2 separate regions of the Homo sapiens genome follow, and region 1 is linked to region 2. Evidence: chromatin contacts called from ENCODE Hi-C or POLR2A ChIA-PET data. All regions are on one chromosome and are shown on one strand. Each heading gives the region's core, a stretch centred on a gene start or an enhancer-like site at or near the end of the contact. The rest is flanking DNA. Distances are from core to core; before and after follow the strand shown. Region 1 overlaps KIF16B (kinesin family member 16B). Region 2 overlaps KIF16B (kinesin family member 16B).

Region 1 (5,550 bases), core at 567-3,066, 190 kb before region 2:
TGATGGCCTGAGTTCAGAAAACTCTATTACCTGAGGAGGTGGAGCTTTTGGGAACACTGAGTGAGCTTGGAGCAGCAGGGAGGGAGGAAGGAGATGCCAAGGCTGGAAAAAGAGCGTGGATTAGATCATGTCAGAGCTTAATTTCCCCATTAAAGTTCTTACTGCTTCATTATTGCTTCGGGAAAAATACTCAGAGCTCATTTACATTCTGGACATTTATTCTGAAGACATTTTTCCAGTTTAGTTTCATTATCTGAGCCATCAGTATTTCTTTTGAAGTGTCTAAGTACTGTATTGAAATTTCTTATTCGTTTCTCTCATTTCACATTGAATTAATGACACAGAATGAATTCAAAATGGATGGAGTCTTAGAGCTGATCTTATCCTACCTTGTCATATCATAGTTGGGAGAATCCGAGGTCTGCACACACTGCATTCCTTACTTAGTGATCTTTGGGATTACATAGGGAGTTAGGGTCCAAGTTGAGGTGGGAATATAGTTTTCTGGCTCCTGGTCCAGCGTCCTTCCTATACTAGCATTTCTCAAAGTGTCTACTCTAGTCCCTGCGATCTCTTCCATGGGGTACTAACATTCATTTAATAACTTGCAATTTTATGTTTAATATGTATCCTCCCCAGATTCTAGTTCCAGTCCCTTAGTTCAGTGCCTGTCACACAGCAGACCCTTGGGAAATGTTTGTTGAGGGACTGTTTTAGTATTAATATGGTTCTGTAAAGGGAGAGAAAAAGAAATCCTTTCTCAAATAAGTCTGGGAAACATCACATTAAGCAAAATTTAGCAGGCCTGTTTATAAAAAGTTGGGAGAGCCTTTAAGATGCTCTTGTGCTCTGTGGCTCTAAGTTTGATGAGTAGAGGGGCCTGCTTGCTCCAAAGTTCCTTGTGTTCTGAGGACTTCCGTTGGGTTTTAAGCTAAATGCTCTTTTGCGGTTTTGGTGTCCAGGACTTAAGAAGACTTGTAGCCTGAATGGATTCCTTATAACAGAATTGCTTTTTATTCTTTGTAGGTTACCATTTGGTCTTTTCCTATTAAAATGGTGAACAATTTTTCTGCTAAAAAAACCTGTCTTAGAAGATAGTGGCATTCTGAAAAATGATTGATGTGCTTAGTTTCTCAGAACCTAGATATGGTTTTTATCCTCTGAGTATTGATATTCCTCATGGCTAGTTTCTAAGGTTGGTCTATCAAAGTCTGTTTAACTCAAAACAAACGGTATGCTCTTAGGTAATGACTTTCTCAATACTTAGAGAAGGGATTGGCATGGTAGTGGCACATAGAATAGGTTGACAAGGGCAGAATGCAAAGTCAGTAGGCAGGCGGTCAGTCAGCCGAGAGGTTTGTTCTCTGAACACAGTGTAGTGAGAGCGCGTGGCATGACGTTATCATGGGAAAGTTGGTAATGCTGTGATATCAATGATAATGACACCATTCAGGAAGTGTTTCCACAGGGTGTGTGGGAGTCTCTCTGTTCCTGAAATGGGCTTGGTCCTTTTACTTTTTTTTTTTTTTTTTTTTTTTAATTTCAGATGCTTTGGAAGGCTTTACCTTTATACCAGTACAGTTACATGACGTTAGGGTTATGTTGTCCTCCCTGCTCCTACCCAGTGTAGCTTGGCAGTTTAGAGGGTTTGGGAGTCGAAGCCTGGCTTGGCTGCTTGTGACTCAATCTTGATAAACCTGTTTCCTCCTCCTTAAAATGGGGATAATAATCATTTCCACCTCACTGGAATAATCTATGTAAAGAGATAATCTATATAAAGTACTTAGCACTGTGCCTACAAGAGGGATTGGCAGACTTTCTGTGAAGAACCAGATAGTAAATATTTTAGGCCCTGCGGGCTGTATGATCCTTCACAATGACTCATCTCTGTGGAGGTGGAACGAAAGCATATGCAGATAAGACCTCAAATGGGACATGGCTGTGTCCAAGAAACCTTTATTTACAAAAGCAGCAGAGTGCTACCCTCGGACCATTAGTTTGCTAACCCCTGGCTTAGCAGATCAAATGTGCTCAATAGACGACAGTAGCTATGGTTGTAATTTTTGTTGTTCATACCTAGTTTCATGTTAACATTAGGCCAGCCATGGAGTTCTTGAATTTTGGACTCATATTTGTTTAAATGTTTGCAGCTATATGTAAGAAACAAGGTAAGTCATGTCATTATCTTTGGTGTTTGTGTAATCACAGAATTTCAGAAGATATGATTAACAAAAAACCTTAATGGAAAAAAGAATAAATATGGAAAGTTCTGAAGAACCATAGGTAGTAAATTAGCCATACTTTCTGTCTCACAGTGAATTCAGTACGTGTAGTAATCACTTTAGGTAGTTTGGCCTCAGTGTGTGGGTCAAAAGAACCCTCAGCTTGCTTTTGCATCATTCTGTGATGGATTTTTAAAATCATATTTTTATTAAGGCTTTTATGACTAAATATACTTGTTAAGGCATATCCTTATTTTAAAATGAGCCCTCTCTGTAAGAGAAATGTCTATGCTGTTTGCGGTTAAATATGTGAAGTGAGTTTCTGTTTGAGGTCTGCAAGGAAGATTCAAGATTATATCATTGTGAGGCAGATTCAAATTGTGATGATACAAAATTATACCATTTACCACGTATTACCATCATGTCATTGGGGCATACCTGTGTCAGCACTTATAATATGCTGGTCAAGGGGCAGAACCCCTTATATTGCTAGAAGGGACCACTTTCCATCAGAGAGAAAGCTATTGGTCCTGGAGGCTTAGTCTTCACAGAGTGACAGTGTATTTTAGGACTCATATTTTATGCTTCCCAAATCAAGGAATTTTTTCAGTGTTGCCCTTTCATGTCAATTATTAGTAGTGCTTTTCAATGAAAAATTGGCTTTTGTTGGGTCAATTTTTTAAATTTTGTAAACTCATGGAGACGGAAAGTTTCCAGAGGGCATCATAGTGGAGTTTGAGAGGCACCAAGATTTCATGATGGTTAGCTCTCTCTGTTCAAAACCTCGTTCAGTAGAGATAACTTGAGAATGTGTTTTTGCCCAATGTCTCTTCCCTGTCTTTTTTCCACTTCCCATTTGATTCTTCTTTTCCTGTCTCCTATGTTTTCTGTCTCACTGGTGGATCTGAGAATTGAGGGAGGAACAAGGGAAGACGAGGTGAGAACGGAGTGAAGGTGCTATGTTCACATACCCTGGGGTAGAAATGGAAACCATCTCAGTGTTTAACTTTTGCTTAAAAAAAAAATCAATCTTATTTTTAGAACAGTTTTAGGTTCAAACAAAAGTGAGCTGAGGCCATGTGCATTGGTTCATGCCTGTAATCCCAACACTTTGAGAGGCTGAGTTGGGCCGATTGCTCGAGCCCAGGAGTTCAAGACCAGCCTGGGCAACATGGTGAAACCCTGTCTCTACCAAAAAAAAAAAAAAAGAAAAAAAGAATTTGCTGGGCATGGTGGTGCATGCCTGTAGTTCCAGCTGCTCAGGAGGCTGAGGTAGGAGGATTGCTTGAGCCTGGGGGGTTGGAGGCTGCAGTGAGCTGTGATCAACCACTGCACTCCAACCTGGGTGATGGAGTGAGACCCTGTCTCAAAACAAAACAAAACAAAAAGAACAAAATGGAACTTTAAGTGTGGAGAGTTCCCATATACTTCCTGGCCCATATGTACACAACCTCCCCCATTGTTGCCATCCCTCACCACAGTGACACATTTATTACAATCAGTGAACCCACACTGACACATCATTGTCACTCAAAATTTAGAATTTACCTTAGGGTTCACTCTTGGTGTTGTACAGTCTATGAATTTTGACAAATGTATAAAGATGTAGTCCATCATTATAACATCATAAAGAATAGTTTCACTGCCCTAAAAACACCTTGCGCTCTGACTGTTCAACCCTCTCTACCTGCTAATTCCTGGCAATCACTGATCCTTTTACTTTTTCCATAGTTTTGCCTTTTCTAAAATGTCATATAGGTGGAATCATACCATATGAGCCTTTTTAGATTGGCTTCTTTTACTTATTTAATATACATTAAATATTCCTCCATATCTTTTCATGGCTTAATAACTCATTTCTTTTTAGAGCTGATTAATATTCCATTGTTTGGATGTGCCACCCTTTTTTGTTTGTTTGTTTTGTTTTTAATCCGTTCACCTGCTTTTGGGTTGCTTCCACGATTTGGCAATTATGAGTAAAGCTCCTGTACGCATCCGTGTTTAGGTTTCTGTGTAGACATACGTTTTCAGCTCATTTGCATAAATACCAAGCAGTATGATTACTGGTTTGTATGGAAAGGGTATATTTAATTTTATAAGAAATTGCCGAACTGTCTTGCAAAGTGACTGTGCCACTTTGCATTCCCACCAGCAGTGAGCAAGAGTTCCTGTTGCTCCACATTTTTGTCAGCATTTGTGTTGTCATGTTTTGAATTTTGACCTTTCTAATACTAGTATAGTGCTCTAATTTTTAGTATTTATTTTTTTCTGCTTACTTTGCATTTAATTTACTCTTTTTTTTTTTTTTAGTTAAGGTGGAAGTTTAGGTGATTGATTTTTGATCTATTCTAACACGCATTGAATGCTATACATTTCCTTGATGTGTTTACTGCATTATGCAAATTTTGATAAGTGTTGTTTTCATTTTCATTTAGTTTAAAATATTTCTTCAATTCTCTTGAGATTTCTTCTTTGATCCACATGTTATGTAGAAGTGTGTTGTTTAATCTACAAACATTTTAGGATTTTCCATTTATCTTTCTGTTGTTGATTTCTAGTTTAATTCTATCGTGGTCTGAAAGGAGACCATTTTTTTTTTTTTTTTTTTTTTTTTTAAGACACAGGGTCCTGCTCTGTCACCCAGGCTGGAGTGCAGTGGCACCATCATAAGCTCACGGCAGCCTCCAACTCCTGGGCTCAAGCAGTCCTCCTGCCTCAGCTTCCCAAGTAGCTGGTACTACATACATGCACCACCACACCCAGTTAATTTTTTATTTTTTGTGGAGATAGGGTCACACTATGTTGCCCAGGCTGCTCTCAAGTTTCTAGCCTCAGGCGATTCTCACACCTCAGCCTCCCAGAGTGCTGGGATTATAGGTATGAACCACTGTGCCCATGTTCCTTTACATTTGTTAAGATGTTTTATGGCCCAGAATATGGTCTGTCTTGGTGAATGTTCCATGTGACAGTGAAAAGAATGTGTAATTTGCTGTTGTTGGATGAAGTAGTCTATAGGTGTTAATCAGATTCCCTTAATTGACAGTACTGTTGAATTTAAGTATGTCTTTACTGGTTTTCTGCCTACTGGATGTGTGCATTTCTCATAGAGGAGTGTTGGAAATCTTCAACTCTCTAATAGTAGATTTGTTTATTTGTTCTTTCAGCTCTGTCAGTTTTTACCTCACGTATATTTACTCTCTATTGTTATGCCATACACATTAATGTTTGTAGTTTTGGAGTATTGATCCCTTTATTGTTATATAATTTTCCTTTTTTTTTTTTTTTTTTTTTTTTGAGACGGAGTCTTGCTCTGTCACCCAAGCTGGAG
Region 2 (5,250 bases), core at 26-2,525:
CAAGTAGCTGGAACTACAGGTGCACCACCACATCTGGTTAATATTTTTGTATTTTTTGTAGAGACAAGATTTCAGCATGTTGCCCAGGCTGGTCTGAAACTCCTGGTCTCAAGTGATCCACCTACCTCAGCCTCCCAAAGTGCTGGGATTAGAGATGTGAGCCACTGCACCTGGCTGGGTGTCTATATTTGTACTTGTTTATGTAGGCATTAAAATGCCATAGAAAGATACGCAAAAAAACTAATAACAATAAATTTTTTTGGATGCACTGGAGATTTGGGAAAACACAGGTGAATTGGAAGGAATCCTTTTCATTGTAGCGAAGACATGTACACATGCATGTACAAACAATGAAAAGTTCCCTTTCAACTCATAAATATCTGTGTGTATGGCATTTTCAGTCAGTAAAGTATTACACATTTTAAAAATAAATTTTAAAAACAGGAATATTAATGCATACTCTATGCTCAGAACTCACACATTTGAAGGCATGGTTACTCCAGAATCTTAGTGTAGAACTGTGCTATCCAGTACAGTAGCCACCAGTCACATGTTGCTATTTAATTTTAAAGTAAGATGAAGATTAAGGTAAAATCAAGGTAAAATTTTAAAAATTTAGTTTCTCAGTCTCACCAGCCACATTTTAAGTGCTCAGTAGCCACATGGCTAGCATAATGGACAGCACAGATAACAGACACTTCCGTCCTCTCAGAAAGCTCCAGAAGATGGTGCTGCTCTGGGATGCTTCGTACTGGGCACAGCACAAGCCTGTGGGTGTGAGTGCGGGAGGTGGGAGGGCGCGTGCTCACCCTGAGTCTCAGGCCTGGACCGTGGGTGTTCCCAGCCAGTGTGCATGCGTGGTCCCTCTTGAGTTGGTGTGTTCTCTGCCAGGTGGCATCTACTGTGCTGTGGCCTGTTTTTCTGCCATATGTTTTATTATATTCTGGGTTACAGTTTAGACCAGGGATTGGCAAACTACAGTTCTGTAGTAGGGAGAATTCTAAGAATGACCCCCCGGTGCCGTTGTAATCCTCCCCTCTTTGAGCTCGTGAGGAACTGTGATTGTGCTACACGACATGGCGAAAGGGAGAGTGTCCCTGTGTGCTTAATCTAATCATGTGAGCCCCATAAAAGCAGAGTTTTTCTGCCTGGTAACAGAAGAGGAAGCGGAGATTTGAAGTGTCAGTGTGAAAAAAGAGAGAGTGAAAGTAAAAATTGTTTCATTTGGGATAATATGCAAGAGAGAGGATTGCAATCCGGGACATACATGCAGACCAGGGTGGCCTCTGGCAACGTCCAGGAAAAAAAGTAAAAGGTTGAGGCTTACTGGGGAAGGAGAAGGGTTTGCAAGTTGTTTTGAAAGAAAGCTTATGGTGCTGGTGGCAGCTTGCAAGGGCTGGCAAGTTCTGAGTGGCAAGTATCAGTAGTTGCCAGGTAGGACCTGTAATCTTGGAGGTACAATTAGGTCCTTACAGTTTTAGATTGGCTTGCAAAACAGTGTGCCAGGCAGGTGTTCCTGTGTAATTAGCTAGCTGTTCTTGTCCCAGTGGCTGTCCTGGTGTGACTCATGTCTTGTGATAGTTCCCGTGATCAGGCAGATCAAGCATGCGAGCCCTCTCTTCATGGCCTTCCCCAGCTCCGCTTGCCAGGGTTTGACACAAGTTACTGTCTTTGGAATCTTACAACTTTCGCAGAAGCGTGAAGGGAATCTGATGGCTGGCTTCAAATGTGGTGGAGGCTGGGTGCCACTGAATGTAGGTGGTCTTTAGGAACTGAGAGCAGCCCCTTGCTGAGAGTCAGCAAGGGAACCTCAGGCAGGACCCCAGTCCTGTGATTACAGAATGCCGTATTTGGCCAACAACCTGAAGGAGTTTGGAAGTGGTTCTTCCCCAGGGCTTCCAGATAGGAGCCCAGCCTTTTTAACACCTTCGTTTCAACCCATGAGACCATAAGCAGAGGCTACCTGCACTGTGGCAGGACTTCTGACCCACAGAACCATGAGCTAATGAATAGGTGTTGCTTCCAGCCACAACGTTTGTGGTAATTTGTTGTGCAGCTGTAGAAAACTGATATAGGCCCTCAGGTCACACCCACCTTGCCACCTGTTTTCATACTGTCTGTGAGCATGGCCTGAATTTGCTAGACCTGTGATCCATGGAGACCTGGCGGGCTCACTGCCTGTTTTCCTGGCACTCAGCTGGCAGCCACGGCTCGCTGCTCCCCAGGGCCTGTGCTGGTCACCGCCTACACACTGGGGACTTGTTGGCAACTGCCAGTCACCAAGCAGTAGAGTCTCAGTCTGGGAAGTTGTCTTGCCTCTGGTCAGCTGCCCCAGTTGAGATTGCCAGGCTCTGTGCAAAGAGGGAGGCACACTAGGATTGGCACCACCAGGCAGAGCGTGAAACTGACCATGACAGTGGCCTGCCCAGCACTGGGTGCAAAATGCGCCTTCCACCCTGGGTAGCCCACCCCAGGAAAACAGGATGGGGTGGAGCCGGAATTTTCTCTCTTATTACATAAACACCTACATAATATCCTTAATTTCGCCTCTTTGCCTACAAAGCCCAAAGTATACCATCCATCCTTTTATAGAAAAAGCTTGCCCTGCCCTGAGTTAGACTGACAGAGGCTGGGAAAAGGTATGCAAGTGTCGGCACACCAAACTTGCTGCAATGAACACAATGAAAGTCTCACACTGGAGGTTCCAATGACGTTTTATGGTGGTTTCAAGTACCTTCGGGCAAGTGGTAGACTTCAGTAGAAGTTGGGGATTAACATTTGGAGACTCGTGAAAGTCCTCTGGCATCATAAGCATCATTTGACCAACGATTGTGTATGGCAGCTGGAAGAGACTTCCTGAAGGCCTGGCAGGACTTCACCATAGAGAAGAGATACCACCACCAGCGCACAGTGCCACCACCCAACTGTGTAGGGCCCCCAGCATGGGGACTGGCAGAGCCCAGGTCCAGGAGCAGTCCTGTTCCCAGGAGTCTGTCCTATCTGCTGAATGCTCTGTGCCTGTGGGCCTGGTCTAGTCACGCTAGACAATTGGTGATGCCCCAAAGCCCTGCCTCCCAGCTGCTAGGCTTGGTACCTGCTTCCTGCTCTGCCCAGAACAGGCTTCCTCCAGTATCTTTCTCCAATGTCTTCACCTGCTTGATTCTCATCACCCTATGGGTCTTGGCATAAAAGTAACCAATTCCCAGGACTAGGCATACAGCCTTTCCTTTCCCCTGGGGTCCCAAGTCACCTCATTGCAGTTCTCTCATAGTCATATTTTAATTGTAATTACTCCTTTACCTATTTGTCTCCCAGGCAGGCAGGACTGTGTTACTTGGCACAAGAACTGAGTAGTATTAGCTGTTGAATGCCCAGCACCGTCAGGCGCGATGGCTCATGCCTGTAATCCCAGCACTTTGGGAGGCTGAGGCGGGCATATCAGCTGAGGTCAGGGGTTCGAGGCCAGCCTGACCAGCATGGTGAAACCCCATCTCTACTAAAAAATACAAAAATTAGCCAGGCATGGTGGCACATGCCTTTAGTCCCAGCTACTCAGGAGGCCGAGGCAGGAGGATTGCTTGAACCTGGGAGGCGGAGGTTGCAGTGAGCTGAGATCATGCCACTGCACTCCAGCCTGAGTGACAGAGTGAGACTCTGTCTCAAAAAAAAAAAAAAAAAGAAACAGAAAAAGAAAAAAAAGAATGCCCAGCACCTAGCCCAACACTGGTGTGTAGAAAGCTTTCAGTAAGTACTTATTGGGTGCATGAATGAAGTCTGAAGAGAAGGGAGTCAGTACACAGCACACCTTGAACCAGTCCTTGGAAGATGAGAAGGATCTAGATGATGGGAGCAAAGCACCCATGGGAACAAGGAGAGACTCTGAGCAGTGGAGGATGGTGCCAGCCAGCATGCACCTGTGAGGGGAGGAGGGGAGGCACCGTGTCTGTTTCATTCAGCTCAATACCCAGGCCTGGCTTACTGCTTCTTGGAGAACACGTGTGCAGTGACTGCGCTGGATGGATGAGTTACCCAAACCAAGCTGTCCTGATTTCCTTGGAGTGTGGAGCACATTTGGGAGCATGTTGGAAAGGGAACCCAGCCTATTTGACCCAGTGTAGCCAAACTTTAGGATTCCTAAAAAGCCAACAAGAGGTATTTAGACTTGAATTTATGGGAGTTTAGAATTGGGAAGACTTGACTGGATGGATCATATTGACCACACTGGGTCGATGCGTGATACATAGCCAGGGGTGACCTGAACTCTTTCAGGTCTAGAAACATCCCTGAGTAGCTCCATTCAGGCCTGATCCATCTTCAGGGCCCATCAGTGGATGATGCATTTTCCAAGTACTGCGAGTTAAATGAGACCTCTAAGTCTTACTAGACTGATACTTGTCTTTAAGCCGCCACCGTGGTTAATGACTTCTGAGAATGAGGAATGCCACTGAACTCCTTTCTCTGTTAATATGTCACTATGGAAAGGTGGATAAAGTTCCATTATATTTTTAAAGAACATTTCAATTTTAGTAATTTCAGTAACTTTAAATTAAATTATAGATTTATGTTAAAATTTTGTAAAATAAAGAGGACCTCACAACAATGAGATGGCCGGAAAAATCATTAGAATGATATGGATGAGGTGATATATTGCACATGAAATAAGCAGTAGGCTGCAGTTATAGTCATGAGCCCTATTAAAACAGAAACTTTTTAATAACATAAAATGGTCACAATTTTATCTCCCTGATAATTAAAATAGAAGGCAGAGAGCCAGCAGATAAGGAGGCTTAGGTCTTTCAAAGGCATCTGAAGGCCCAAATTCTCATGCTTGCATTTTCTGCGCACACACACACACACACACACACACACGTGCGCGCGCAGCAGTTGACTGAAATTCAGGGAAAATTCTGGGAGGCTGCATGTGCATAGTATGGACAGCCCCAAAGAAAGGCCATGTTACATTTCAGGCTTACGGGCTTGAACCTTCGGGATTAAATTAGGCAATAATGGCTTTCTCCTACATTTGAAGAGCTGGTCACTTTGTCAGCCTCTTATGACCTGTTGACCTTAGCCAAGTCACTGCCCCTTGGAATCTCAGTTACTTCCTCTGTAAACAAAGGACATCCATTCTTGTCCCTCTCCTAAGGGTGTCTTAGGGGCTCACATAAGCTCATGAACCGGAAACTTTGTACGAAGTACCTGCAGGCTGAATCCATATTCAAGGCCCTCTGCATTCTGCTTCACATCCTG

The links. A loop is a pair of places that touch in the nucleus more often than their neighbours do. ChIA-PET counts read pairs that join two places held with the same protein, here RNA polymerase II (POLR2A). Pooled maps may share reads with other maps.
Region 1: a map of psoas muscle shows a loop between it and region 2 (2.3-fold over the local background). The contact joins two enhancer-like sites. A Hi-C loop is called at or near these places in 8 of 168 maps with a recorded cell type or tissue (Caco-2, GM12878, HCT116 and 4 more), 25 of 37 single-sample maps with no recorded cell type and 13 of 50 pooled maps. POLR2A ChIA-PET finds 5 or more read pairs at or near these places in 1 of 52 experiments (AG04450).

What each region holds. Positions count from the first base shown.
Region 1 is chr20:16,468,542-16,474,091 of GRCh38, reverse strand. The region is part of intron 12 of KIF16B (kinesin family member 16B); the gene reads left to right. Among named protein-coding and RNA genes, the nearest start is that of KIF16B, 100 kb to the left of the region's middle. Within about 2 kb of position 1,816, at least 2 of the 41 ENCODE cell types and tissues checked have a DNase peak (open chromatin) inside an H3K27ac peak, as active enhancers do.
Region 2 is chr20:16,280,461-16,285,710 of GRCh38, reverse strand. The region is part of intron 25 of KIF16B (kinesin family member 16B); the gene reads left to right. Among named protein-coding and RNA genes, the nearest start is that of KIF16B, 290 kb to the left of the region's middle. Within about 2 kb of position 1,275, at least 3 of the 41 ENCODE cell types and tissues checked have a DNase peak (open chromatin) inside an H3K27ac peak, as active enhancers do.